2 separate regions of the Homo sapiens genome follow, and region 1 is linked to region 2. Evidence: read pairs that join two places in POLR2A ChIA-PET (ENCODE). Cell type or tissue: Panc1. All regions are shown on one strand. Each heading gives the region's core, and the rest is flanking DNA. Links, peaks and the distances in the headings are about the cores only. Region 1 overlaps SPPL3 (signal peptide peptidase like 3). Region 2 has its middle 29 kb from the start of XLOC_009911.

The links. ChIA-PET counts read pairs that join two places held together with the same protein. Peaks named below come from ENCODE experiments on the same cell type or tissue, not always from the same donor. Only the 100,000 strongest peaks of a DNase experiment are listed, where the experiment ranks them.
Region 1: POLR2A ChIA-PET joins it to region 2 with 10 read pairs; 7 of 35 experiments call an interaction of 5 or more read pairs at or near these places.

The regions. Positions count from the first base shown.
Region 1 is chr12:120,840,988-120,856,511 of GRCh38, forward strand. The region is part of intron 1 of SPPL3 (signal peptide peptidase like 3); the gene reads right to left. It also overlaps the pseudogene ARF1P2. Among named protein-coding and RNA genes, the nearest start is that of SPPL3, 56 kb to the right of the region's middle. In Panc1, for the core only: no CTCF peak of the experiment used is centred there; a DNase peak (open chromatin) is centred at 8,964; H3K27ac peaks cover 973 bases.
Region 2 is chr12:120,925,820-120,941,343 of GRCh38, forward strand. No RefSeq gene overlaps it. Among named protein-coding and RNA genes, the nearest start is that of XLOC_009911, 29 kb to the left of the region's middle. RefSeq lists enhancers at 1-447, 413-962, 2,813-3,620 and a silencer at 2,987-3,281. In Panc1, for the core only: no CTCF peak of the experiment used is centred there; no DNase peak of the experiment used is centred there.

The DNA.
Region 1 (15,524 bases), core at 6,934-10,933, 83 kb before region 2:
ATATTATGAAGGGATGAATTTTACGGTCCGTGAAAAACTTACTAAAAAAAGAAACAGGCTGGGTGCAGTGGCTCATACCTATAATCCCAGCACTTTGGGAAGCTGAGACAGGTGGATCACCTGAGGTCAGCAGTTCGAGACCAGCCTGACCAACATGGAGAAACCCCATCTCTACTAAAAATACAAAATTAGCCAGGTGTGGTGGTGCATGCCTGTAACCCCTGCTACTCCAGAGGCTGAGGCAGGAGAATCGGTTGAACCCGGGAGGCGGAGGCTGTGGTGAGCCATGGTCGTGGCACTGAACTCCAGCCTGGGCAACAAGAGCGAAACTCCATCTCAGAAAAAAAAAGAAACAATGAGATATACAATACTTTGAACTATTAAAATCTTTATTATTCATCAGTTTTCTTTGCTAGTGTACTTTTAAGTTAAAAAAATAGTTATATATATATATATGCACAAAACATCTGGATTGTCTCCCCATCTCAACTCAGTTTTTCATTATAGAGTCCTGAAACCTTCATGTTATGGAAGTATGATAAACGAAAGGCCAAGTTATAATTATTTTTTGTAAAAGGGTGGAAAGAGAAATTGCCTCAGTTTGTTCATTCATCTGAATTACATTAAATTACTTGACTGTGTAAGTCAGAAGTTCTGGAATATGAAACAAAACGTATTAATTGGCCAAGTCCCAGTCTGTGCTTTATACAATTAGCCCAATGTTACAAAAACAAGTATCCCTTGTTATCCAAATCTATTCAGTTTCTGAGTTTGGAAAGTGAAAGGTCAAACACAGAGTGGTAACTGAGTTTCCTTTGGTCAGAGAGGCTCAATATCTGACAAGCTAGCAATTACTTCTTTCTTCAAAGCAAAATAAGCATCAATATAACATAGCTTTCTGCTTTTACCACTAATCAATAGCCCGAGTCACAGGATTATTGGCTTGTATATTTAAGTGTGCACCTGTACTATTAGGCATTTAAGGCAAAATTTGACACTAAATAAACTATTACATCTAAAACTTCCATCATGCCCCAATATTTGTTGAAATCTGGAATAGTAAATTTGAGGATCTGCAGGCTGAATTATTTTAGATCACCAATACAGACTGTGTACAGTATTCCAGATAGAAAATAAATGGTTTAAAATTGTGATGGCAAGAAGTGCTCAAAATTTGAAATTGTGGCCCAGAATCATGCATAGAAAGTTGGCATTTTTTAGGTAGATAAGAAGAGGGAACACAGTTATAAACATCCCCTGAAGGTGTACTTGATTCATAAAAGTAATAATGGCAACGAGCACCACAAAGTTAAAGACATCTACAGACAATTATTAGAAACTTGTTCCTTGACCTAAGATAAGGGCAGAACATTACACTATACACTAAGAGGCTACAGAAAATGGAGGAGAAGAGTTTACTCATAGGTTATAAAATGTTCCCCAAAAACATGGTCCTGAAGAAATTATTTTTCAATAATAGTAGAAAAGGAAAAATTAGTCCATTTGGGCTGCTATAACAAAATACCTTAGACTAGGTAATTGTAAACAACAGAAATGTGTTTCTTCCAGCTCTAGAGACAGGGAAGTCCAAGATTCAGGTGCCAGTAGATTCTGTCTGGTGAGGACTCACTCTGCTTCATCGATGGCAGGTTCTCGGTGCATCCTCACATGGTAGAATAGGCTAACAAGCACTTTTGGGCCTCTTTTATAAGGGCACTAATCCCATTAACGAGGGCTGTGCCTTCATCACTTAATCACTTACCAAAAGGCCCCCATCTCTTACACCACCACACTGGAGATTAGGTTTCAACATAGGAATTGGGTGGGTGGAGGGAGGGGACACATTCAGACCACAGCACACAGTATTGAAAACAGAGGCCTTAACAAACATGCATAGTTAATAGAAAAAAATGCCATTTTTAAAATGCAGAAGGACCTGCTGATTAGTGACTTAGAAACTGGAGGAGGCAGTACACATACAAAACAACTTCAACTATACATTTTGCACTATTTCTAGGTTGAAATGTATTAAATTACAGCCTCAAACTAGTAGACTCAGTTAGTTAGTATATCCCCAGGAATGCAGATACAAGAGGACCTCTGTGCCTATGCTTCATTCAACAGTGTTCACAGTGAACGGATCACAGTAGGGCTACATGTCTGGGTTCACAGGTAGGAGGTATACATATACAAGTTATAACATAGAGTGACATTTCTATAGATTCACATTAGATAAAAAGTACGTTTGCTATCCCCATTCTGTCTTAGAAAACACAATTACCTGTTACATCTATTCTTGATACAATCTTTTGTGATTTAAGACTTGCCTATAATCACCGTCTCCTTCACTTCTATTCTCTCCTTGACCCATTCATATCTACTCTACTGAGAATGTGCGTGTCAAGATTATGACTGATGCTCAAAGCCAATATTCCTGCTGTTATTCAACTTAACCTCTCTGTAGCATCTGACACTCCCTCCTTCTTGAAATTTTCAGCTTTTGGTTTCTCCAACATCACCATCTACTGGTTTCCTCCCACCTCACTGGCTGTTCCTGCTCAGTCACATCTGCCAGATCCTTTCTCCTAGAGTTCCCAGGGCACTAGGTGTACTCCTCTTCCCAGTGTACACAATTTCCCCAGTTATCTTAGAAAGTCCAATGGTTTCAAAACATTTGTTCTCAGGCCAGGCGGGGTGGCTGATGCCTGTAATTCCAGCACTCTGGGTGGCTGAGGTGGGTGGATCGCTTGAGGTCAGGAGTTCGAGACCAGCCTGGCCAACAAGTTGAAACCCTGTCCCGTCACTACCAAACATACAAAAATTAGCCAGGCATGGTGGCACGCGCCTATAACCCCAGCTACCTGGGAGGCTGAAGCAGGAGAATCGCTTGAACCCGGGAGGCGGAGGTTGCAGCGAGCCAGGGTCGCGCCACTGCACTCCAGTCTGGGCAACAGAGCGAGATTCCTCCCAAAAATAAATATAACATAACATAACATAAAACAAAACAAAACAAAACATTTGTTCTCTGCTGCTTAATCATAAACCTACACCTGTAGCCCTGTCTTCTTCCTGGAATGCCAGTCATATATTTGATTGCAAATTTGATATCTCCAATTGGCTAATAGGTATCTTAAACTTAAAATGGACAAAATAGAACTCTCGATTTTTCTCAAAAACCTGCTTTCCCCCCAGTTTTCACTGTTTCTGTAAAGGCACCATCCACCCTAGCATTAATGGCAAAATCTACAGCACAAGTAAATGAACCATACCTCCAAAACATAGCCTAAACCCTTCCACTTCTGTTTCCCCGTTATTAGCACCCTAATTCAAGTCACTACCAACTACACTACTGCAATAGTCTCCTAACTAGTCTTACTCCCATTCTCCTTCGCTCAACCCACACACAACCAATTCTTTATGCCTGAAGTGCATTACCGTGCCTGTTTAAAATCCTCTAACAGCCTCCCATCGTGCTGATAAAACCCAAGCTCCTGTCTACCTATCTGATCTCAATCTTACCCTTCTTTCCCGACTGCCTGCCCCCCACACCCCACACACATGGCTGAGTGCCCTTTGATTTCTCAATACAAACACTATGTCAGTTTCACTGGTCTTCTTTCTGCTTTTTAATACCCAACTCATTCCCACCGTAGGACTATTCCCTCTGCTTAGAATGTGCTTCCTATGATCTTTTTATGGCTGGCTTTTGTTTTTTTTTTAAGCAAAAGACAAAAACCAACCACCAAAATGGATCTCAACAGAGCTCTAAAGCCAAGGGCATGCCCAGCACTCCCAACACAGCGACTCCCGGAGGCCAAGGGCCCACGGGCCTACATCCCCTCTCAGCACTGAACAGAAAGTTGACTTTCCTTTTTACAATTAAAAAAAAAAAAAGCTGACTAATATTGCACAGGAGTAACAGAAACTGCCTAATTGGAAACAGAAACTATTTACATTGAATAAAAAGCCTGGCTGCAGGCTGCATGTGCCACATTTACAGCACAGTGTGATGCACACTGTGACCGAACCATGGAGGCAGCTTCTGCACTCACACTGGAGCCAAGTGTTTGCCACGAGAGTAAAGCAGAGGGCAAGAGGAGTGAGAGGGAGGGGTGTCGCATTCACTTCTGGTTCCGGAGCGGACTAGACAGCCAGCCCAGTCCTTGATAGAGCCCGTCGCCACTGGTGGCACAGGTGGCCTGAATGTACCAGTTCATGTGGCAAAGGGAGTGCAGTCCCAGCTTGTCTGTGGTCCCTGCTGCATTCACGGCATTGGAGAGGTCCTGCTTGTTGGCAAACCCCAGGAGGACAGTATCCCAGAGCTCGTCCTCGGCCAGCATCCTCATGAACTCCTCGCAGGCCTCAATCATACGCCCTCTGTCAGTGCTGTCCACTACAAAAATCAGGCCTGTGTGTTCTGGAAGTAGTGGCACCACAGAGGCCGGATCTTGTCCGAGCCGCCCACGCCCCACACAGTGAAGCTAATATTCTTGTACTCCATGGTTTCCACGTTGAAGCCTATGGTGGGAATGGTGGTCACCATCTCCCCCAGCTTAAGCTTGTACTGGACTGTGGTCTTCCCTGCAGCATCCAGGCCCACCATGAGGATGCACATTTCTTTTCTGTCAAAAAGGCCCTTGAAGACGTTGGCAAAGATGTTATGTTCCCCATGCTTGTGGACAGGTGGAAGGACGCTGGGAAGGGTACCTCAGTGGCTGCTGCTCCGAGCCAGGTACTGTTTTGCTCCCACCAGGGCTGGCTCTTTCTTGTTCTTCAGACAGCAACTTAAATGTCACCTTCTCAGACAGGCATTTTCTGCCTACCTAATTTCAGAGCCACCCCAATTACTATTTTAATTGCTTAGAATCCATTATCTATCTATCTATCTATCTATCTATCTATCTATCTATCTATCTATCTATTTTTTTGAGGCACAGTCTTGCTCCGATGCCTAGGCTAGAGTGCGGTGGTGCAATCTTGCTCACTGCAAGCCTCCGCCTCCCGGGTTCAAGCGATTCTTATACCTTAGCCCCCAAGTAGCTGGGACCACAGGTGCATGCCACCACGCCCAGCTGATTTTTGTATTTTTAGTAGGGATGGGATTTTGCTATGTTGGCCAGGCTGGTCTCAAAGTCCTGTCATTACTGATATTTTTTTTAGGGTTAGCTCTGTGAGAGCAGGGGCCTTGATGCTTCATTCACTGTTACAACAGTGCCTGGCACATACATAACAAGAGCTCAGTAAATATTTTAAGTGACTGAATAATTGAAAAGTAGGGACATTCCAAGAGTAACAATAAAATAATTTTCTAACTTCATAAATTCATTTCCAACACATGCACAGTAATGACATATTTGTTTAGCATGGCAATTTTATCAAAGATATATGCTGGGCTCTTTAAATAGATTTTCAATTATATTAAAAGCAGGGAATTTTATTGTTTTAAATTGACGAAATAATCGACAGTGTCTGGTTTACTTGCATAGCTGCTAGTATTTCCATTTAAAATAGTTACCTTAGAATTTTAGAGCCTGAGCATGTTTTATTCTATAAAAGCTATGGAGAGTAAAACAGTAAGCTACGGTTGATCTGCTTACTTAGTGTATGCTATTTAAGAGTGGAAAGAGAAGTCTCAAAATTGGAGTTTTAAAAACTTGCAACAAATTAGATAAAATTTTTTAAGAATAACAAAGCTCTCAAGAAAAATCACTTTTTTAAAATAAAAAAAAATGGCTTGTGGAAAGCTGGCAAAATGGAATAGAAGTAGTCATGTTTTGAGCATTTAGTTGAGCCATTTATAAAGTTCTAAACTGGTTTCACAGAAATTCTTGGAACAGATTCCATATTTTTGTTTGCCAGATAGAGGGCAGGAAGAAAACACCCAACAGAGTTCATGTGGGTGGGAGTGTGGAGGTTTCTTTCAGGCCCTCATCTGGGTGTTTATATTGTGACAGCAAACTCTGTGGTTAAGCTTGTGCAGTAATTAAGTAGTATGTTTATTATAACTAAATCTCAATAGACTTTTCTAAGATTTCCCCTCAGGCTCAGGGAGAAGTGAAATAGGATTCTGACTTATAAACCCAGATAAATGAAGTTTTATGTTACTGAATACCTGCACCAATAGCCTCAAACTTCATTATGCATAAAACCAAACGTAAGGAAAAGAGAAAAAATAAATTCAAACAAAATAAACCAGAAGAAAGGGAGATGTAACATCAATTTCAACACTAATTAGAGAGGGAAAAAGAAGAATTTAGCGTCTCTTTGGGGAAGGTGGAAACATGAATTCAGTTTATTTTTATTTATTTATTTATTTATTTTTTAAGACAGGGTCTCACTCTGTCACCCAGGCTGGAGTGCAGTGGTGTGATCTTGGCTTACTGCAACCTCTGCCTCCTGGGTTCAAGCAATTCTCCAGCCTCAGCCTCCCAAGTAGCTGGGACCACAGGTGTGTGCCACCACACCTGGCTAATTTTTGTATCCTTTGTAGAGACAAGGTTTCAACATGTTGCCCAGGCTGGTCTAGAACTCCTGAGCTCAAAGCAATCTGCCTGCCTTGGCCTCCCGAGGTGCTGGGATTACAGGCGTGAGTCACCAAGTCTGGCCTTATTTTTTATTTTTTTAAGTAGAGGCAGGTCTCACTCTCTTGCCCAGGACGGTTTGAAACTCCTGAGCTCAAGTGACCCTCCCACCTTGGCTTCCGAAAGTGCTAGGATTACAGGTGTGAGCCACCACACCTGGCCTTGGTTTAAAGTAACCACTGAACTGCCTTTGAATCTAGTAAAAAGGGAGCTAATATTTATAATTAATATTCCATAGCAGAGAACTGTCTTTCTGTTCTCCTGTACCTGAGTACCATAATCACCCTGGGTGTGTCCCCTGGCTTTCAAAATGCCACATTGAATCTGAACCGTGCTCATTTTAACTACCGAGAGAAAGGAGATAATCACAAGTTTGGGGAGAGAGTGATTTTTATAAGTGGCTGAATGTCTGGTGACAGAAAAAGGGAAGTAAGGCATTATGTAAAACTTAAAACAAAATCTAGTCTTGTTCATCACACTGGTGTGAGATAAGGTGGTGGTGGTGCATGTGCACAAGTAAGAGCAGATTCTGACCTGCACTACTTACCAGCTTCTGATGAACTCAGCAGCCGAATCTATTAAAGGGAGAGGAAATTCACTAGCACTGCCCTGACAGAATCTCAAGGTTGCTCTATAAGCAACTAAATACAACTATAAGCAAAGTTGTATTTGCAGTGTTGTTCTCCAACAGCCACTTTCTAATGTACAGGATCAGGATATATCTCAAGGAGTCAGAAGAAAGGCCAAACCACAGCCATAAGATCGCACTGAGGACTACAGGGACACCATGGGTCTAGAGTTATTCTCACAATCACAGAATTAAGACCTCAAGTTAAAGTGCTTGAACATGGCAGGGAGCCCAAGAAGGGTGGAATACCAAAACTGCTATTTCTTGTCCAATCTAATGACTGAGAATAGTGGTATCATTAACAGAATGGCAAGGATTTACTTTAACTTACTTGCCCCCGCCACACCCCAGAAAGTGCTAGTCTATCTAACAAGTATTATTTTAGAATTGCTGTATTATTTTAGTCATCTGCATATTTTCGATGGACTTATAAATTAATCTATATATTTAACATAAGCCAAATTGACAATTTTCATAACTACTACTGATTGTTCCATTTCTCAAAAATCACAATTAAATCCAAAAGGTTACAAAAGGAAAGGTTAGATTTCTCACAGATGCTTTAAATTACTGCTCTTTTACCATAGCTCATTATACCTAATGTGTAAGAAAATAGTAAGGACAAAAATGCCTTAAAAATTTGTGCATAAATTACTTTTTATCACTTTAGTGTAATAACACTAATGATCAATGAGCAAGCTACAGGTGATTTGTGTAACACTCAATTTTGGTTTTTTTTTTGGCCATCTTTCAAGGCCCAGGATGTAATACAAACTTGATTACTATGTAAATATCCATCTCTACAAAAAATTTAAAAATTAGCTGGGCATGGTGGCACATGTCTATATTCTTAGACATGCTCATGGAGGCTGAGATGGGAGGATTGCGTGAGCCCAGGAATTTAAGGCTGCAGTGAGCTATAATCAACGCCCCTGCATTCCAGCCTGAGCAACAGAGATCCTCCCTCTAAAACCAGAGGAAGAAAACAAAAAACAAAAGAAAACAATAATAATAAAAAGTAAAACTAAACCTAAACTTTACCTGATACTCTCTTTCCCTCTAACAAAGTTATTAGAGATGGGCTCAACTCTAACAAGCATCTAAATCAGTACTCTAAAGGTAAAAAATAATTTCAGGTAATCAATACCAACTTCTACAAAGTTGTAGCCAACTGGCAACACAATTTCTGAAGACATTCTATTGTTTAAGTAGATACGAATAGATTAATGAGCCACCACAGAGGCAAGTGAAACAGGATGATCTATCTATACTAGCAATGGCCTAAGGTTACCAAGATATAGCAAATACAGGTAAAATGTAGACATGTTGAGAAGATTTCCTTTGAATTTTACTTAGAAAATCCAAACAGCTCTAAAAAACAGATCAATATATACTCTGTACGAAGTGATTTTTGCACGTGGCATCTGAAAATATGTCCAAGAAAATTTCTAGCTTCTATCAGGCATGCTAGTTAGCTATGAGGAAGCTTGACTAGTGCACAATACATGTAGTCTTTACCTTTTGGGACCAGGAAAATCCTATTTATCCGAGACTCCTAAAAACCACTCTGGGTTACAGGTTCTGGATCTTCTCACACATACCCTCCCCCTACAATTCTCATGTCCTCAGGCCTTACCACTTCTTTGTGACAGCTGCTGCTTTATAAAGACATAATTCTAGCGTGAAGTATTTCTACTGGAAAATCTGGGATTGACAGGATGTTGACAAGGACTCAGTAAAAATAACCATTCCTAACAGAGTGTGTAGATACAAACAGGCAGTCACTGGTCAGAAGTTTTCCTCAGCTGAGTCACCCGGCCATGGAAAACCCCAAGTTTGCACCTGAGAGGCTCTGAAATACTACCCTCTGGAGTGCAAATATAAAACACATTAGGCTTGGAGAAACTGTTCTAAAGCAACTTGTTGGACCAGCTAGATTTAGAAATATAATGGATGGTTGGTAAAAGGTAACTCTAGGGGCTGCCAAGGGAACTCAGTTCCAAAAACCCTTCCCATAAAATTAGGCTTTCCAGAGACACACATCTTAGATGTTCCAGAGGTTTATGAGTCCTCTCTGTTGCCCCTTTCAAATCTAAATACTTCCTCAAAGTCTCTAGAGCCATCTGTTAAGGCCAAAGTAAATCTCAACATGTCTACACCACAGAAGTTTATGCCGCATTGTAAGGAAGTCTAAAAGGCCAAATGAATGCACAGCTACTTGGGAGGCTGAGGTGGGAGGACTGCTTGAGCCCAAGAGTTCAAGACCAGCCTGGACAACATAGTGAGACCAGCCTTTAAAAAAAAAAAAAAAAAAAAACAAAAGCCAAATGCTGCTATTCTGGATTTCATACTGTGAAAAAGAATGAAAGAATGTTAGGTTTTTTGACAGTGGACGTTAGGGTTTTTCAAACACTTTCCCTTTTTAAATGTGAGTAACATCCTATATTAGTTTCCTACTGCTGCTGTAGAAATTACCACAAATACTGACTTTACACAAGCTTATTCTCATAGTTGCGGAGGTCATGAATCTGACATCGGTTTTATAGGGCTGGTTCCCTGTGAGGGCTCTGAGGGAAGAATGTGTCCTTGCCTTTTTCATCTTCTAGAGGACCACCTGCATTCCTTGGCTCACATTCCCTTCATCGATCACTACAACCTCTTGTTTCCATCGTCAAATCTGCTACCACTCACTCTGGTGTGCCCACCTCTTCCAAGGACCTGTGTGATTATATTGGGCCAACACAGATAATCCAGGATAATCTCATCTCAAAAATATTAATTTGATGCCATCTGCAAAGTCTCCTTTCCTATATTCATAGGTTCTAGAGATTAGGACATGGACATGTTTTAGGGGTCATTATTCAGCCTACCACACAATTACCAGATTTAAAATTCTATGAAGTATACTTACCTACAGTATCTCGTTTAGATACTTACCAGGTGTTATCATTCCTAATGAATGAGAACGCGAGTCTAGAAACTTCATTGCTTAGCCACAGTGATATAGTCAAAAAACTAGAACTCAAACTAGAGCATATGGCCCTAGAGACCATGTAGCAGCAGCACATACCACTTCTCCTCCACCAGGCTGCCTGTAAATCACTGGCCTTTGGCCTCTCATTTTCTCATACAGTTTTTTTTTAAAATCATACTCATAGTCCAAACTGCAATCTACCAAAAAAAGTAGCCCACATCAGAGATTCCTCAAATGTTCTCAGGTCATGGCTCCCTTAAAATCTCAGTCATTTTTTTTTTTGTGGCATACCTGAGGCCAAAAGAAATGCCTAATAGCTCTGTTCAGTCGAAGCAGTATTTGTGTCCTAATAGCTCAGGAGCTTCTGGGCACTCCACCACTTCTCAAATCTTAGAATCAGATGGGACACTGCCACTCTCGTTTCCTGTTTCACATTCTTTTTTGTTTTTTTGAGACAGGGTTTCACTCTGTCACCCAGGCAGGAGTGCAGTGGCGCAAACACGACTGACTGGAGCCTTGACCTCCCCGGGTCAGGTGATACTCCCAGCTCATCCTCCTGAGTAGCTGGGACTACAGGTGAGCGCTACCACACCTGGCTAATTTTTGCATTTTTTGTAGAGACAGGGTTTCACCACATTGCCTAGGCTGGACTTGAACTCCTGGGCTCAAGCGATCTGCCCGCCTCAGCCTCCCAAAGTGCTGGGATTACAGGCGTGAGCCACCGTACCTGGCCCGTTTCACACTGATTTTCAAACAGTACTGCTTTTATTTCACAGCAATGGCCAAAATCCCAGCTTTGCAAAGATATGGCATCATCAAAAGGAATTTAGTGATTTAATGCTGAATTGTGAACTACCTTAAGCTATTAGTTTGTATGATATCTAACAGATGTCATTGTGTTTCACTGAAGGTTAAAAATACTCTGTGATACCCACGAGTTTGAACCTGCAGGCCTGCGCTCCTCACATTACTGCTTGTACACTCCTGCTCTGACGAAAGTGTGCTCTCTGTTATGCAAAGTGCATAGCTGAAGCTCCATATAATGGGCTCAGACAAATAATTTAGGAAACTCCCAGTTTGTCATCGCACATAGTTACATGCCAATTTGACATTTTCTATTAAAGATATATATCTTTATTATATTTATATAATCATATATATTAATTTATATATACATATTTTACATATATGAAATATATGTATATATAATATACATATTTTACATATATGAAATATATGCATATATAATATACATATTTTACATATGAAATATATGTATATATAATATACATATTTTACATATATGAAATATATGCATATATAATATACATATTTTACATATATGAAATATATGCATATATAATATACATATTTTACATATATGAAATATATGCATATATAATATACATATTTTACATATATGAAATATATGCATATATAATATACATATTTTACATATATGAAATATATGCATATATAATATACATATTTTACATATATGAAATATATGCATATATAATATACATATTTTACATATATGAAATATATTTTATATATAATATACATATAATATATTTCATATATTATATCTATGTATATTATATATAAAATATATTTCATATATCATATATACATATATGAAATATATATTTCATATAATATATACATATGATATATGAAATACATATTTCATATAATATATACATATCATATATATTTCATATATATATATATATTTTTTAAGATGGATTTTCACTCTTGTCGCCCAGGCTGGAGTGCAGTGGTGCATTCTCGGCTTACTGCAACCTCCACCTCTTGGGTTCAAGCGATTCTCCTGCCTCAGCCTCCCGAGTAGCTGGGATTACAGGCACCCGCCACCATGCCTGGCTAATTTTTTTGTATTTTTAGTGGAGACAGGGTTTGACTGTGTTGGCCAGGCTGGTCTTGAACTCCTGACCTCAGGTGATCCGCCCGCCTCAGCCTCCCAAAGTGCTGGGATTACAGGCATGAGCCACTACGCCCGGCCTAAAGATATATTCTTTACCATCATCTTATCTGCTCATCCACTTTTTTTCCTAAGGCAAGCAAATGAAGGAAAATGTATATGGTAAATATTTGATTTCTAAGTCTACAGAACTATATTATATTACATCTACAAGCAGAGAATTCCTGTTAGACAAATAAAGTACACTGACATTTTTATCTGCCCAAAGGAATTGCACTTACTCATTCAAATGTCACATGGACAAACATCTGACACCAAACGTAAAATTTTTTCCTTAGTAACTTCTAAAAATGTACACAATAGTAGCAAAACAAGAAGCTGTAACAAACCATAGTATTCCTAATTCTTTTGATATAAATTTTAGACTAAGAAGAAGATATGATGCACACCAAAGCACATGGAAAGGAAGTTTCAGCATTTGTTCAAAATGATTAAATTCATGGATCTTCTAGACCAGTGATTCTCAAAGCTGATGGTGTATCCAAATCACCTGGAGGACTTGTTAAAACACAGATCGCTGTACCTACCCCAGAGTTTCTGGTTCAGCAGATCTGGGGCAGAGCCAAGCATTCATAAATTTCTAAAAAGTTCCCAGGCAATACAGATGCTACTACTAGTCCAAAGACCATACCTTAAAAATCAGTTTTAGATAAAATTCACATTTTCATAGCAATTCAGAAAAACTACTGAATATATTATGAAAGCAAGTGAGATGAATTTGTATTTGGAATAGCAAAAAACAACAACAAAACCCAAACCCAAAACCACATGAAAACAAACACCACCACCACCACACACACGCACACATACACACACACACACACACACACACACACACACACACACACACGGGGAAAAAAAAGGCCAGAGGGAGAAGAAAACCCCACAGTGACAGTCAGTTCCCCAAACAGGATAAACCTAGCTACTCAAACTGAATTACTCATGACTGTGCAAGTTATCAATGTACCCTTTACTGACGGCTCTTCAAGGAGTAAATGTAAGAACACATGTGGCAGCCTCCTGTGAGGTGGGCAGAGGAAACTGACCCAAGGAAATCAGAAAAGCCAAGGGTTTACCATGAAGCACCTAAAAAATTCTCCACATTCAGTGGGAGGTAAACATGGTCCACCCCTAAAACAATTTTAGAATGCTCAAGAAACTGTTTTGGTGATAAGTGTTGAATTATATGTATCTATATACATACTCTAGTAGTCTGATGCTAAGTAAATCTAGTCTTGCCAACATACAATGGAGAAGTAAGCAAGCCAACAGCACAGGTCTTTTTTCTTTTTAAGTCATGGCAGCTATGTGCTGTGTGACCACCTTCCTTTTGCAACAGCTACACCTATAAATCACTAAAACAATAATTGATGAACAAGAGCCTGAGGTGCTATCAAAGCCAAATACATGTTAAATTATATATTCTGTATATTTTATTAAGGCAAGAAACCATTTTAATAATACTAAAAAGATTTTCAAAAAGACTCAAGCAAAAATGACTGTCAATTGGGTCTAAAATTCAGTCAGCCTGAATGCCCCAAAGTCTAAGGAAGCATCATGAAGTTACAAACCTTTCCAAAGGTCAACAAGAAGAAGCTAACTTCCTATTATTCCTACTCCTTTTAAATAACAGTCATTACCAAGTGTTTCCAAAGCGGGGCATTTGTTTTGTTATAATCAAAACCTGCTCAACTGAGGAAAAACAGTGCAATGAAAATATTCTTATATTTATGACATTCAAGATCACTATTTGGACCAAAGAACACGCCAGGATTTTTATAGCACCTGCATGTAACTGTTTCATGATGACCCTCCACAAGGGGCAGGGAAGGGACAGGGAAGGAAGAAGCATGCAGGGCTTTCCTGACCCTACTTCTAGTGTGTAGGAAAGAGGAGAGGGAACTCATTATCCCTCCAGCCACCGTTTCTTCTCCTTGTATGGATGGATCACTAGACCCCACAGAGTGCAAGAATGACGAGAGAAGGGGACTATCAGTGATTAATCCTTGTACTAATAACTTATAAAGTACATCCCCTCAGTATAACAGATTCCATATAGCACAAAAAATGAACAGAAATAATAGTTTCCTGGCATTTTCCAACTACCCAATTAGAAACTGACAAATGTATAAAAAACAATTTTTGTCAAGTAAATCATAGGCCCTGGCTATTTAGCACTATGACCTCAAAGCTTAATTTTCAAATAAAATGACTGGTCTCAAGAAAAACAGGCCAGGCGCTGTGGCTCAGGCCTGTAATCCTAGCACTTTGGGAGGCCGAGGCAGGCAGGTCACATGAGGTCACGAGTTCAAGACCAGCCTGGCCAACATGGTGAAACCCCGTATCTACTAAAATACAAAAACTGGCCAGGCATGACGGCAGTTGCCTGTAATCCCAGCTACTTGGGAGGCTGAGACGGGAGAATCGCTTGAACCCGGGAGATGGTGGTTACAGTGAGCTGAGATCGTGCCACTGCACCACTGCACTCCAGCCTGGGCAGCTGAGCAAGACTCCATCTCAAAAAAAAAAAAGAAAAGAAAAGAAAAACAGTACTTCAGAAATGTGTTCAGTACTTTTTCTGGCAGTAAAACAACCTTTTTGTTTCTCCTACACAGAGAAATTATTTCACTCATGCAAATGAATGGGGGTGTACTTGAAGCCCCAGAGCCACATGGGGTGGTCTCATTGTCAGATTCTGTGGCTGTTCACCATGAACATGCTTTCTGGAATGCACCTGAGAAAATCTCAAGACTAAATGCAATTCTGAAAAGGCCCAGGGAGTGAATCGTGATTAATGTAAGCCAGCACTGTTCAACAGAACTCTGTGATCATGAAAACATTCTAGTAATATTACAGCACTGTCCAATCAGGTAGCCACTAGCCACATGGGACTACTGAGCACTTGAAATGCAGTGAGTGCAACTAAGGAACTTAATCTGTAGTTGTACTTAATTTTAATGAACTTAAATTTAAATAGCCCCATGTGGCCAGTGGCTACCTTGCTGGACAGCACAAACCTAAATGCAGATTCCAGTCCCCTTGTGGCTTAGGCTTATGATGCAATTCTGGCCAATGAGACAGAAGGAAAAGATTTCCCTTAATCTGAAAGAAAAAAAAAAAAGAAACACAAAGAAGAGAAGGTTCTTTTTTTGTGGTCTTGAGGATGTGATGTCTCGGAAATGTTGCAGTTGTCCTGCAAACAGCAGCGCAGCAAGCCTAGAGGTGAGGTTAACATGCTGGAGGGCAGAGCAGAAGAATACACAGAACATGAACCCTTGCTACTCACTGAGCCCCCTGGCCACTGGTGTGGAGATGAACAATTTTCATCTTTTTTTT
Region 2 (15,524 bases), core at 5,440-9,439:
GTCCACACCTCCTTCCCACAGGAGGAGTTGGAAATGAATCTCAAATTTCACCAAGGCCCCTGCTGGGGGATGGGGGTGGAGGTTGTGCCAGTGATCACAAGTCCCGATTTTCATGAGCGTCTCTGCTCAGATCCTGTCCCAGAGGCCTAGCACTAGGGTAGAATGACAATAGTCTTCCCAGCGTTGCCTGAGATGAGTCATAGGTGACGCCCCTGCCCTACAGCCTGGGCCTACCTGGGCAGGTAGAAGCATGTCTCAAACCCCTCTGGCCGCTGCCAGTGGTTCAGAGGATCCTGTCGTAGTCAGCCTCATTCCCCAACTGAGAAACCCCTGGCGTTGGCTTGACGGGGGAAAAACAGAGCTGATCTGCTATCCTGAGTCAGCTGTTGGGAGAACCTGACTTCTCAGGTGAGACAAGGACCCCCAACAAGGCGAGGCCTGGGAATGCTACCCAAGAAAAGGAAACAGATGTGACCCTTCTGCTCCGAGCTCATTCCATGGTGACTCAAATAACCGAGTCTTCCCTGGCCTCTCAGCTCCAGCACCTCGGCCATTCCCGTATCACTGCTCAGTTTACCTTGACTCATCTGGTTACTTGACTGTTATCTCCCTTGCTACCCTGGAAGCTCTACCCTGTTGCTCCTCGCTGCCCACCTGGCATGGAGCTTGGCACAGAGCTTGGCACAGAGCAGGTGCAGAACTGGTATGGATGAGCTGTGAATATAAAGGGACCCAGTTTACTGGCTCATGCCTGCAATCCCAGCACTTCGGGAGGCCAAGGCAGGCAGATCACTTGAGGCCAGGAATTCAAGACCAGCCTGGCCAACATGGTGAAACCCCATCTCTACTAAAAATACAAAAATTAGCCAGGTGTGGTGGCACACGCCTGTAATTCCAGCTACTAAGGAGGTTGAGGCAGGAGAATCACTTGAACCTGGGAGGCAGAGGTTGCAGTGAGCCGAGATCATGGCATTGCACTCCAGCCTGGGCGACAGTGAGACTCTGTTTCAAAAAAATATATATATATATTATATATAATATATATTATATAATTTATGTATAATATATGTATAATATATAATATATATTATATAATATATGTATAATATATAATATATATTATATAATATGTATAATATATAATATATATTATATAATATGTATAATATATAATATATATTATATAATATATGTATAATATATAATATATATTATATAATATATGTATAATATATATTATATATTATATAATTAATGTATAACATATATTACATAATATATGTATAATATAATATAATATGTATTACATAATATATGTATAATATATAATATATAATATATGTATATTATTAATATATTATATATAATATATGTATATTAATATATTATACATAATATATGTATATTAATATATTATACATAATATATGTATATTAATATATTATATATAATATATGTATATTAATATATTATATATAATATATGTACAATATATAATATATAATATATCTATATTATAGATATATATTATATATAATATATCTATATTATACATGTATAATATATCATATTATACATGTATAATATATCATATTATACATGTATAATATATCATATTATACATGTATAATATATCATATTATACATGTATAATATAGTATAATATATCTATATTATACTATATTATATATAATATATCTATATTATACATATATAATACATATTATACATATATAATATAATATATCATATTATACATATATTATATATATAATATAACTATATTATACATATATTATATATATTACGTATAATATATCTATATTATACATATACTATATATAATATATAATATATAATATATAATATAATATATCTATATTATATATATCTATATATAATATAGATATATTATATATAATATATGTATAATATGGATATAATATATAATATATATAATATAGATAGATATAATATATCTTATATATAATATAGATAGATATAATATATCTTATATATAATATAGACAGATATAATATATCTTATATATAATATAGATAGATATAATATATCTTATATATAATATAGATAGATATAATATATCTTATATATAATATAGATAGATATAATATATATTATATATAATATAGATAGATATAATATATTATATATAATATAGATAGATATAATATATTATATATAATATAGATAGATATAATATATTATATATAATATAGATAGATATAATATATTATATATAATATAGATAGATATAATATATATTATATATAATATAGATAGATATAATATATGTATAATACAGATATATTATATATAATATATGTGTAATACAGATATATCATATATAATATATGTGTAATACAGATATATCATATATAATATATGTATAATACAGATATATCATATTATATATATGTATAATACAGATATATTATATTATATATAATATGTGTATAATACAGATATATTATATTATATATAATATGTATAATACAGATATATTATATTATATATAATATATGTATAATATAGATATTATATATGTATACTACAGATATATTATATATTATATATTATATATTATATATTATACATATATTATACATATATGCTATAGTATACATATATTATAGATATTATAGATATATCATATATTATATATATCTATAATATATCTATATATTATAGATATATATATTATATATATCTATAATATATCTATATATTATAGATATATATAATATATGATATATCTATATCTAGATATATCTATATCTAGATATATCTATATCTAGATATATCTAGATATAGATATATCATATATTATAAATATTATAATATATCTATATTATAATATTATGTATATTATCTATATTATATATAATATCTATATTATCTATATTTTATATATTATATATATATATATATATATATATATATATATATATATATATATGTAAAGGGGCCCTGTTTACAGCCACACCCTCTGTCCTGATGCTCCAAACACCCACATCTAGGCCAGTAGGAAGGAAGTCCTGTCTTCCACACAGGTTCCCTTCACCAAGTATCCCAGGAATGCTCTGGGTTCCGATGGGGCTGTGGGTTGTCAGCAGGGCTCCTTCTAGGTCTGGAAGGGGCTGCTTCAGCTGTGGCTAGAGCTGCTCTTTGCAGGCAGAAGGCCCTCTGCCTGCTGTCTGTGGGTCTCAGGCACTGCACCACGGCCCACTTCCCTCCAGGGCCTGTCTTTCTCGGACGCTTACTCCTGACCCCTCTCTCCAGCCAGCCCCTGCAGTGCCTTCTGTTGAGCTCTGTGAAAGAGTGGATTGGGCCCCAAGTGAGCCCTCTTCGTCTCAGAGCAGTGAAGGCTATGGGAGGATGAGGAGGGGCTGAATCTGGGGGTTCAAACACAGCCTCAGATTGTTTCTGGAACCCCCCTTCTCTCCAATCTCCAGACTCAGCCCTCAAGTCAGGCGGGCTGGGTGTCTTCCTTCTGCAGTTTTCTCCTGGAGCACCCCCATCCCCTCCCGCCCCTGCAACTTCTGTCTGTACCTGGCAAACCTGTTGGGCTGGTTTGGAGTTTTCCGAATCCCAGGTTCAGACACCGGACATGATGTCATTTATTTCCCAGGAAGCCTGTGGGTCCCACGTAACTCAGGGGGATGGCTGCACACATTCCACACAGTGTCGTGCCTACCCACTCATATTCCATCTCCACAGCTATCGGGGGCATCTTTCCAGAGCCCATAGGACCCCTCTGAAGGGCACTGTGGTGTGATTGCTCCGCCCTGGCCCAGCCAAAAGCAAAATAAAAACCCAAGAACTCTGCCCAACAATACAAAAAACAGGGGAAGAGGCTGGGCATAGTGGTTCATGCCTGTAATCCCAGCACTTTGGGAGACCGAGGTGGGCAGATCACTTGAGGTCAGGAGTTCGAGACCAGCCTGGCCAACATGGTGAAAATCTGTCTCTACTAAAAATACAAACATCAGCTGGATGTGGTGGCATGCGCCTGTAGTTCCAGCTACTCTGGAGGTTAAGACAGGAGAATCGCTTGAACCTGGGAGGCAGAGGTTGCAGTGAGCTGAGATGGTGCCACTGCACTCCAGCCTGGGTGACATAGCGAGACTCTGTCTCAAAAAAAAAAAAAAAAAATCAGGGGAAGAGAATGAACATTTCTCAAGCACTCACTATGAGCGAAGCATCCCACTGGGTCCTTCCAAATGTAAGATCTCAGAATCCCCTCTTTCATAAACTTTTAGTGAACACCTACTTTTCTGTATCATACTTTATGGACCTGATTGAATTTTCGCAGCATTCCTGTGAACTATTATTTCCATTTCAGAGTTGCAAAGACTGAGGCTCAGAGAGGTTAAGGGACTTGCCCAGGGTTACACAGCTCTCCAGTGACGCTAGGGCCTGTGCTCCTCTCACTTAGCCACATCCCATGCCCAGTTGTGGCCTCCAAAGACAGGCTCAAGGAAAACAAGGCATGACCCGCAACATTCTACTCATCTAAACAAGAGGTGCAAACTCTTTTTTTTTTTTTGACACAGAGTCTTGTTCTGTCGCCCAAGCTGGAGTGCAATGGAGCGATCTTGGCTCACTGCAGCCTCCGCCTCCCAGGTTGAAGTGATTTTCCTGCGTCAGCCTCCTGAGTAGGTGAGATTGCAGGTACGCATCTCCATGCCTGGCTAATTTTTGTATTTTTTAGTAGAGACAGGGTTTCACCAAGTTGGCCAGGTTGGTCTTGAACTCCTGACCTCAAGTGATCCACCCACCTCGGCCTCCCAAAGTGTTGGGATTACAGGCTTGAGCCACCATGCCCGGCCAAGAGGTGCAAACTCAAATGCCTCCTGGATTCAAATAATTTAATTAAAAAAAAACTATTTATTTATTTATTTGAGCCAGGGTCTCACTCTGTTGCCCAGGCTGGAGTGCAGTGGTACAACCACGGCTCACTGTAACCTCGAACTCCTGGGTTCAAGTGATCCTCCTGCCTCAGCCTCCTGAATAGCTAGGATTGCAGGTGTGATCCACTGCACCTGTCCCCAAATAGATTATTTAAATGAGTGAAGTGGTCACATCCCATCTAAAGGGGGTAGGTTCCACTCAACTTCAGCTGAATGTTGCTATGTGGGACTGTGGGTAGGTACGGCCAGATCTTCTGATTTTTCAAGAAAATCTGGGAATCTGAAACTTTAATATATTTCCAGACAAAGCACATCCAATGCTAGCTCTATCAGGCTGACAATTTGACCCTCCGAACTAAAAGATCCTCCATGATGTTTGGAAGGGTTCTGGGCCTATAAGACAGCTGTTTTTGAGTTTTGTACTGTGTTTAGACCCTCAAGATACCCCTGTTTCTGGGGAGAGAAGGTTGAAAGCAGAAGATTCACAAGACATGCACAACCAAAAGGCATAACACATTTAAGGAAAGACGTGTGGCTCTATCATTCTATCACAGGACCACTTGAAGGTCTGAACTCATTAGGGGCTTCAGTTGCCAAAAATGGAATCTAATTCTGGGTAACTTAGCCAGAAAGAAATTTGTTAGAAGGATATCTGGAAGCTTAGAGAATTGGCAAGAGAAATAGGATCAGGAAATTGGCAGAAACCAAGGGGAGCTGAATGGCTGCAACCAGCGCTAAGGATTTTGCCAGAAACAGCTGCTGCCACTGTGGGACATAGGAGACCACATTAATTCTAGACCATCCCTTTTTCTAGGTACCCCCCACCTTGTGTTTCCAGAGATTTCTTTCTTTCTTTTTACTTTCCTTTTATTTTGAGATGGAGTCTTGCTCTCTCTCCCAGGCTGGAGTGCAGTGGCATGATCTCGACTCACTGCAACCTCTGCCTCCCGGGTTCAAGCAATTCTTGTGCCGCAGCCTCCTGAGTAGCTGGGATTACAGGCACACGCCACCATGCCCGGCTAATTTTTTTTTTTTTTTTTTTTTTGAGACGGAGTCTCACTCTGTCACCCAGGCTGGAGTGCAGTGGTGCGATCTCGGCTCACTGCAAGCTCCGCCTCCCGGGTTCACGCCATTCTCCAGCCTCAGCCGCCCGAGTAGCTGGGACTACAGGCGCCCGCCACCACACCTGGCTAATTTTTTGTATGTTTAGTAGAGATGGGGTTTCACCATGTTAGCCAGGATGGTCTCGATCTCCTGACCTCGTGATCCGCCTGCCTCAGCCTCCCAAAGTGCTGGGATTACAGGCGTGAGCCACCACATCCACCCTAGATATTTAATCGAAATGATCCAGCTTGGTGAGGGCAAGTATCTGACCCTCTTGTCTTTCAATATCGGAATAAAGAAACTGAGCCTCAGAGCAGGCTCATGACTTGCCCAACGTCACACAGAAAGCTTGTGGTCAAGCCACATGTCAAATCCAGACCTCCTGACTCTGGTTTTCTAATCGAACTGTAAAGTGCTTCAGGACTCATGAGAAGGGAGAGGAATGTGAGGCATGGCGACCAGGAATGAGGCACCTTGGTGGAAGTGGAGGGTGGAAGATGGAGGAACATCCTAAAGGATGGCTAAAGCTGGGAGAGAACACAGGGGAGAAATGAAAATAAAACAATGCTATAAAGGGGCTGGCGTGGTGGCTCACGCCTGTAATCCCAGCACTTTGGGAAGCCGAAGAGGGCAGATTGCCTGGACTGAGGAGTTCAAGGCCAGCCTGGGCAACGTGATGAAAACCTTCCTCTACTAAAAACACAAAAAATTAGGCCAGGCTCGGTCGCTCACGCCTGTAATCCCAGCACCTTGGGAGGCCGAGGTGGGCGGATCACCTGAGGTCGGGAGTTTGAGACCAGCCTGACCAACATGGAGAAACCCCATCTCTACTAAAAAAATACAAAATTAGCTGGGCATGGTGGCACATGCCTGTAATCCCAGCTACTTGGGAGGCTGAGGCAGGAGAATCGCTTGAACCCAGGAGGCAGAGCTTTCGGTGAGCCGAGGTGGTGCCATTGCACTCCAGCCTGGGCAACAAGAGCGAAACTCCACCTCAAAAAAAAAAAAAAAAAAAAAATTAGCCGGGCGTGGTGGCAGCATGCAGCTGTAGTCCAAACTACTCGGGAGGCTGAGGCATAAGAATTGCTTTAACCTGGGAAGTGGAGATTGCAGTGAGCAGAGATCATGCCACTGCACTCCAGCCTAGGCAACAGAGCAAGATTGTCTCAAAAAAAAAAAAAAAAAAAGGGTGCAACGGAAGTGAAGTCACAGAGGAGAAAATGCTGTCCTAACTTAGGGCTGGACAGTTCTTTTTAGAGCTGGGGTTGACCGGGCAGGGTCAGGTTTATGAGAGGACACTGAAGCCACGCGTAGAAGAGGCGTGTGGACTCTGCCAGCTGTCAGCACACCGGGCTGTCACGATGCACTCAGGTTCCAATAATGTGCTGAGAATGCAGGAAAGGCAGCTCAGGGCTTTATAGACTCGCTGCCCCCAGTCCATCCAGAGGCCCAGAGAGGCCAAGCTACTCACCCAAGGACACACAGGCCTTGAAATCTGATACTTTCTGAATCCCAGCACTGCATGGCCTTTGCGTTCTGTGAGTGGCTCACACTGGGGAGCTGGTGACACCCTGACATGGGCTCCATACTTGCTGCTCCTTCTGCTTTTCTTCCAGTGGCACACTTGAGGGATGCAGGGACTCACATAGGACCAATTCCTGCCCCACTGTGTCCCCTAAGTAACCCACATCCAAAATATATCCCGAATTCAGCCATTTTCCTTCTTAGGTCAATTCATTCCTTCTCTCTCTCTCTTTCTCTCTCTCTCCTCTGTCAGAGAGACAGGGTCTTGCTCTGTCACCCAGGCTGGAGTGCAGTGATGTGGTACAATCATAGCTCACTGCAGCCTTGAATTTCTGAGCTCAAGCAATCCTCTTGCCTCAGCCTCCCAACTAGTTGAACTACAGGCATGTGCCACTGCATCCAGCCAAGTTTTTTTTGTTTTTGTTTTTAGTAGAGACAAAGTCTCGTCATGTTGCCCAGGCTGGTCTCAAACCCCTGGGGTCAAGCAATCCTCCTGCCTTGGCCTCCCAAAGTGCTGGGATTACAGGCTTGAGCCATGGCGCTGCCACCGCCTACTCCTCCTCCTCCTCCTCCTCTTCCTCTTCTTCTTCCTCTTCTTTTTTTTTTTTTTTGAGTTGTACAAGAAAATGAGAGGCCAAAGGCCCGTGATTTACAGGCAGCCTGGTGGAGGAGAAGTGGTGTGTAGTGCTGTTACATGGTCTCTAGGGCCATATACTCCGGTTTGAGTTTCTAGTTCTTTGACTATATGACTGTGGCTAAGCAATGAAGCTTTCTAGACCTGCGTTCTCATTCATTAAATAGGAATGATAACACCTCATAAGTATCTAAATGAGATACTGTAGGTAAGTGTACATCATAGAATTTTAAATCTGGTAAGTGTGTGGTAGGCTGAATAATAACCCCTAAAAGATGTCCAGGTCCTGCCGGGAGCAGGCTCACACCTGTAATCCCAGCACTTTGGGAAGCCAAGGTGGCGGGATCACCTGAGGTTGGGAGTTCAAGACCAGCCTGACCAACATGGAGAAACCCCCTCTCTACTAAAAATACAAAATCAGCTGGCCGTGGTGGCACATGCCTGTAATCCCAGCTACTCAGGAAGCTGAGGCAGGAGAATTTCTTGAACCCGTGAGGTGGAGGTTGCGTTGAGCCAAGATCGCGCCATTGCACTCCAGCCTGCGCAACAAGAGCAAAACTCTGTCTCAAAAAAAAAAAAAAGATGTCCATGTCCTAATCTCTAGAACTCTAGAACCTATGATTATAGGAAAGGAGACTTTGTAGATGCATCAAATTAATATTTTTGAGATGAGGAGATTATCCTGGATTATCTAGCCCAATATAATCACACAGGTCCTTGGAAGAGGTGGGCACACCAGAGTGAGCGGTAGCAGATTTGACGATGGAAACAAGAGGTTGTAGTGATCGATGAAGGGAATGTGAGCCAAGGAATGCAGGTGGTCCTCTAGAAGATGAAAAAGGCAAGGACACATTCTTCCCTCAGAGCCCTCACAGGGAACTAGCCCTATAAAACCGATGTCAGATTCATGACCTCCGCAACTATGAGAATAAGCTTGTGTAAAGTCAATATTTGTGGTAATTTCTACAGCAGCAGTAGGAAACTAATATAGGATGTTACTCACATTTATTCATTTGTTTACTTATTTATGAGACAAAGTCTCGCTCTGTTCAGGCTGGAGTGCGGTGGTGTGATCTCGGCTCACTGCAACCTCCGCTTCTCAGGTTCAAGTGATTCTTCTGCCTCAGCCTCCCAAGTAGCTGGGATTACAAGTGTGCACCACTACAGCTGGCTCATTTTTATATTTTTAGTAGAGATGGGGTTTCACTATGTTGGCCAGGCTGGTCTTGAACTCTTGGTCTCAAGTGATCTGCCTGCCTCAGCCTCCCAAAGTGCCAGGATTACAGGCATGAGCCACCGTGCCCAGCCTCTTCTTCTTTTCTTCTTCCTTCTCCTCCTCCTTTTTTGATTGAGATATAGTTCACAAACTATAAAATTCACCCTTTTAAAGTGTGCAATTCAGTGGTTTTTAGTGTAGCTATCAACTTGCCCAACCACTTTCATAATCTACTTCCAAACCATTTTTATCTTCCCCAAAGAAACCCCACACCCATTCACCGTCATTCCCCATTCTCTCACCACCCCCAACCTCAAGCCCTTGTCAACATCTAATCTAATTTCTATCTCTATGGAGATGCCTATTCTGGACATTGCATATAAATGGAATCATACGATTTACAGTCTTCTGTGTCTGGCTTCTTTCACTCTGCAGAATGTTTTCAAGGTTCATCCATGTTGCAGTGTGTCAGTACTGCATTCCTCTTTTTTTTTTTTTTTTTTTTTTTTTTTTTTGAGACAGACTCTTGCTCTGTTGCCCAGGCTGGAGTGCAGTGGCACGATCTCAGCTCACTGCAACCTCCGCCTCCTAGGCTTAAGCAATTCTCATGCTTCAGCCTCCCGAGTAGCTGGGATTACAGGCCTGTGCCACCACACCCGGCTAATGTTTGTATTTTTAGTAGAGATGAGATTTTACCAGGTTGGCCAGGCTGATCTTGAACTCCTGGCCTCAAGTGATCCACCCACATTGGCCTCCCAAAGTGCTGGGATTACAGGCATGAGCCACTGTGCCCAGCTGCATTGCTTGTTATGGTCAGAATGATTCTATTGTACAGATAGGCCACATTCTGTTCCCTCGGTGGATGGACATTTGGGTTGTTTCCACTTTTGAACTACTATAAAGCTGCTATGAGCTTTCATATATAAGTTTTTGTGTGAACATGGTTACTGCTTGCCTGGATGAGACCGTTAACCTCCTCACTGGACTCTCAGCCTCTGCCCTTAACCCACACAGGGTCCATCCTCCTCACAGCAGCCAGAGGAGTCCTTTGAAAGTCAGGTCATGTCATTCCTGTGTTCTAAACCACCAGTGGCTCCCCAGTGCCCTGAGGATAAAGTTGAAGACCCAGCACAATCTCCACCCCAGCTCCAGCCCCACTTCTTCTTCACTGGCTGGCTCTCAGTTCCTCAAATGAGCAATCCTCCTTCCTGCCTCCCTCCCTCTGCAAGTGCCGGCCTTCTGCTTGGAATGCTTCTCCGGCTCCTTATTCCCTTCTGCCTTTAACTCCTCTTCATCCTTCAGGTCTCCAGGGAAAATCAGGGTTCAGGGAGGCCTTCTTTCTCTCTCTCTCTCTCTCTCTTTTTTTTTTTTTTTTGAGACAGCATCTCACTCTGTCGCCCAGGCTGGAGTGCAGTGGAGCGATCTCGGCTCACTGCAGCCTCAACCTCTGCGTCTCAGCCTCCTGAGTAGCTGGGATCACAGGCACGCACCACCAGGCTGGTGAATTATTTATTTATTTTTTGTGACAGAGTTTCGCGCTTGTTGCCCAGGCTGGAGTGCAATGGTGCAATCTCAGCTCACCGCAACCTCCACCTCCCAGCTTCAAGCAATTTTCCTGCCTCAGCCTCCCGAGTAGCTGGGATTATAGGCATGCACCATCACACCCGGCTAATGTTGTATTTTTAGTAGAGATGGAGTTTGTCCATATTGGTCAGGCTGGTCTCGAACTCCTGACCTCAGGTGATCCGCCCCCCTCAGCCTCCCAAAGTGCTGGGATTACAGGCGTGAGCCACTGCGCCCGGCCTGAATTTTTTAGTTTTTTTGTAGAGACTGGGTCTGGCTATGTTGCCCAGACTGGTAGGGAAGCCTTCACTGATCTTCCCACTAAGAGGCACTAGGGGTGGGTAATGAGGTTGGAAGGGCAGAGTGAGGGGGTTTGTCTTGGAGCTACCTGTTGGTCACTGTAGAAGACGTTGTGGGTGTCCTGCCCAGATCCTTTTTCTCAGCAGATGCTTCCATTCCCCAGCTGCTAGGAGTGTTGGCTGCTCCCTTCTCCAGAGAACTGTGTTCACGCAAGGGGCCCTGCCACTCCTGGGAGGTTACGACATCTCCATTCCACTCCCCTGCCTAGCAGCCTGCAATGACATCAAACGGGTACAAAAGGCTGGCCTCAGCCAGGCTCAGTGGCTCACGCCTGTAATCCTAACACTTTGGGAGCTGAGGCGGGCAGATCACCTGAAGTCAGGAGCTCAAGACCAGCCTGGCCAACATGGTGAAACCCCGTCTCTACTAAAAATACAAAAATTAGCTGGGCATGGTGGTGCATGCCTATAATCCCAGCTACTCCGGAGGCTAAGGCAGGAGAATCGCTTGAATCCAGGAGGCAGAGGTTGCAGTGACCCAAGATCATGCCACTGAACTCCAGTCTGGGTGACACAGCGAGACTCCATCTAAAAAAAAAAAAAAGGCTGTCCTCCTTGCCTCAAGGTGGGAGGATTCCATGGCGCAGTTTAGACTCCAGTGCACACCCTCCCCATGGTGTGGGTCAGGCCAAGAATAGACTTTACCTGAGGCTTGGACCCTGATCCTCCCCATCCTGCTTCCTCTCCCTCACTCCTTAGTGAATTGTGTATGCCTGTCTCAGACTCCACTTCTAGGGAATTCAGAAATAAGATAATATTTTCCTTTCCATGAGATTGACAAATTGTCCATGTCAATATCCAGCCTTTCCCCTCCCTACTCCTGCTCATGGAAATGAAAGGGAGGAAGGCTAAACCCACCCCCAACCCCTCTTTGGCACTGCCCCTGTGGGTCAGTATCCTGTGAGTGCTTCCCAGGGCACGACACACTTGCCGCCCCTACATTCTTCACTTGTTTTTGTGACTGTTTGTTTTTTTAGAGACAGGGTCTCACTCTGTTGCCCAGGATGTGGTTCAGTGGCACAATCATAGCTCATTGCTCAGTGGCACAATCACAGCTCATTGCAGCCTCCACCTCCCAGGCTCAAGCCATCCTCCTGCCTCAGCCTCTGGAGTAGCTGGAACTACAGGTGTGCATCACCCCACCCAGCTCATTTATTTATTTATTTATTTTTACTTTTCATAGAGATGAGGTGTTACAGTATTGCCCAGGCTGGTATTGAACTCCCAGGCTCAAGTGGTCCTCCCCACTTGAGCCTCCCAAAGTGCTGGGGTTACAGATGTGAGCTACTGCACCCAGCCCTACTGTTGATGGCCTCTCCCCAACTTGATTTTAAGTTCTCTAAGGGCAGGAACCTCATCTGTCTCATTTTCTACCTTATACTCACTACCTGGCACCTTGGGGGACCCTAATAAATATCTGGTGAGGGATGTTCCTTGTCACCCTGTTTATAATACCAAGAGACGGAAAACAACCTAAATGTCCATGAAAGGAGAATTATTAAATATATCATAGCATGGCTTTACAATGGAATACTATACACCCATTAAAAATGAACAGGGCTGGCACAGTAGCTCACGCTTGTAATCCCAGTACTTTGGAAGGCCGAGGCAGGAGGATCACTTGAGGCCAGGATTTTGAAACCAGCCTGGGCAACACAATGAGACCTTATCTCTACAAAAAATAGAAAAAATTAGCCAGGCATGGTGGTGCATGCCTATAGTCCCCAGCTACCCAGGAGGCTGAGGCAGGAGGAAGATTTAAAAAATGAACAAAGTAGATGGATGTGCACTGATATAGAACAATCTCCAAAGTGTACAGCTAAGTGAAAAAAAGCTAGGTGTGGAATGGAATGGTATGTATAGTATGCTATTCTTTGTGTTTAAAAAAGTAGGCATTTTCAAAGACAAAAGCTCCAGAATATACATAGGATTACAAAAATACTCAGCAAGGTAAAACTCACAGTTCCACAACCAGTCAAAAAAAAAAAGTATATGTACATTTTGGCTTGCTTATCCATAGGAGATTAGCTATCTCTACAGTGGGAACCTGCATGTCTACATGAGGTGGAAAGGGAACTTTTCACTCTATACCTTCTGTCTTCTGAATGTTTACTATGTTCACAGCTTAGCTATTCAAATAATACATAATCTTTAATAAGTTTTTGAATGAATGAATGGAGCTGGAAAAAGAAGCCCTTTTCATGCTCTCTATACAAAAATGGCTAAGTCCCGTCCAGCTTGGGCAATACAGTGAGACCCTTCTCTGCAAAATACAAAATAAAAAAACTAGCCAGGTGTGGGGGTGTAGTCCCAGCTACTAGGAGGCTGAAGCTGGAGGATCACTTGAGCCCAAGAGATGGAAGCTGCAGTGAGCTATGATCATGCCACTGCACTCCAGCCTGGGCAACAGAGTGAGATTCTGTCTCTTAAAAAAAGAAAAAAAGAAAAAAAAAAAAGACCCTCTGGTCAGCTGGGCTTGCTTCCCCAGCAGACTTCTTCCTTCCTTGATTTCATAGACCCACATGCAGCCAGCAGCTCTGGGTCCACTTCCCCATTGTCCTACAGCTGAGGCCAGAGACGTCAAAGAAACCTCAAGGCACCTCCCAGTCATCAGCCAACCGCTTGGGAACCAGCATAGGGCAATAGAAAGGACGTGGGATTTATTTGCTATATGTATTTCTGAAGCCTAAGAAAAAAAATGTGCAAGCACTTTGACCCAGAGATTCCATTGCTAAGAATTTATCCCAAAGAAACAATGAAGGATTATGCATAAATCTTTAGCTACAAGGATATTCATGGAATGATTGCTTATGACAGTGGGGAAAAAAACAGAAACAACCTGCAGGAATAGGAAACTGACTAAATGAATTAGGCTGCATTCACGTGAAACACTGTACATATTCCTTATGCAGCTTATGGTATTTTTTTTAAGAGATAGGGTTTCGGTATGTTTCCCAGGCTGGAGTGCAGTTGCTATTCACAGGTGCGATCATAGCATCCTACAACTTTGAACTCTTAGGCTTGAGCAATCTTCCTGCCTCAGCCTCCTGAGTAGCTGGGACTATAAGTGCATGCCACTGTGCCAGCTTCCTTTTTTTCTTTTTCTTTTTCTTTTCTCTTCTTTTTTTTTTCTTTGGGACAGAGTCTTGCTCTGTCACCCAGGCTGGAGTGCAGTGGTGCAATCTTGGCTCATTGCAAGCTTTGCCTCCCGGGGTTCACACCATTTTCCTGCCTCAGCCTCCCGAGTAGCTGGGACTACAGGCGCCCGACACCACGCCCGGCTAATTTATTTGTATTTTTAGTAGAGACGGGGTTTCACTGTGTTAGCCAGGATGGTCTTGATCTCCTGACCTCGGGATCCACCCGCCTCGGCCTCCCAAAGTGCTGGGATTACAGGCGTGAGCCACCGCGCCCGGCCACTGTGCCAGCTTCTTATGCAGTTTTTAAAAAGTTGTTTAGTCCTGGCTTACACAGTGAAACCCCGTCTCTACTAAAAATACAAAAAATTAGCCGGGCATGGTGGCGGGCGCCTGTAGTCCCAGCTGCTAGGGAGGCTGAGGCAGGAGAATGGCGTGAACCCAGGAGGCGGAGCTTGCAGTGAGCCGAGATCGTGCCACTTCACTCCAGCCTGGGCGACAGAGCAAGACTCCGTCTCAAAAAAAAAAAAAAAAAAAAAAAGTTGTTTAGGCCAGGCACGGTGGCTCTAGTGGAGTAGATGACATCTCTTACTAAAAATGCAAAAATTACCCAGGCGTGGTGCTCTGTGCCTGTGGTCCCAGCTACTTGAGAGGCTGAGGCATGAGTATCACTGGAACCCAGGAGGGGGAGGTTGTAGTGAGGGGAGATTGCGTCACTGCACTCCAGCCTGGGCAACAGAGTGAGACTGTCTCAAAAAAAAAAAAGTTGTTTAAAGAAAGAAAAGGGCAAATGAGGCCAGATGTGATGGCCCATGCCTGTAATCCTAGCACTTTGGGAGACCAAGGCGGGAGGATGGCTTCTAGTCCAGGAGTTCAAGGTTACAATGAGATATGGTTGCACCACTGCATTTCAGGCCGGGGGACAGAGTAAGACCCCATCTCTTTTGTTTTGTTTTTTTGAGATGGAGTCTTGCTCTGTCGCCCAGGCTGGAGTGCAGTGGTGTGATCACTGCAACCTCTGCCTTCCGGGTTCAAGCGATTTTCCTGCCTCAGCTT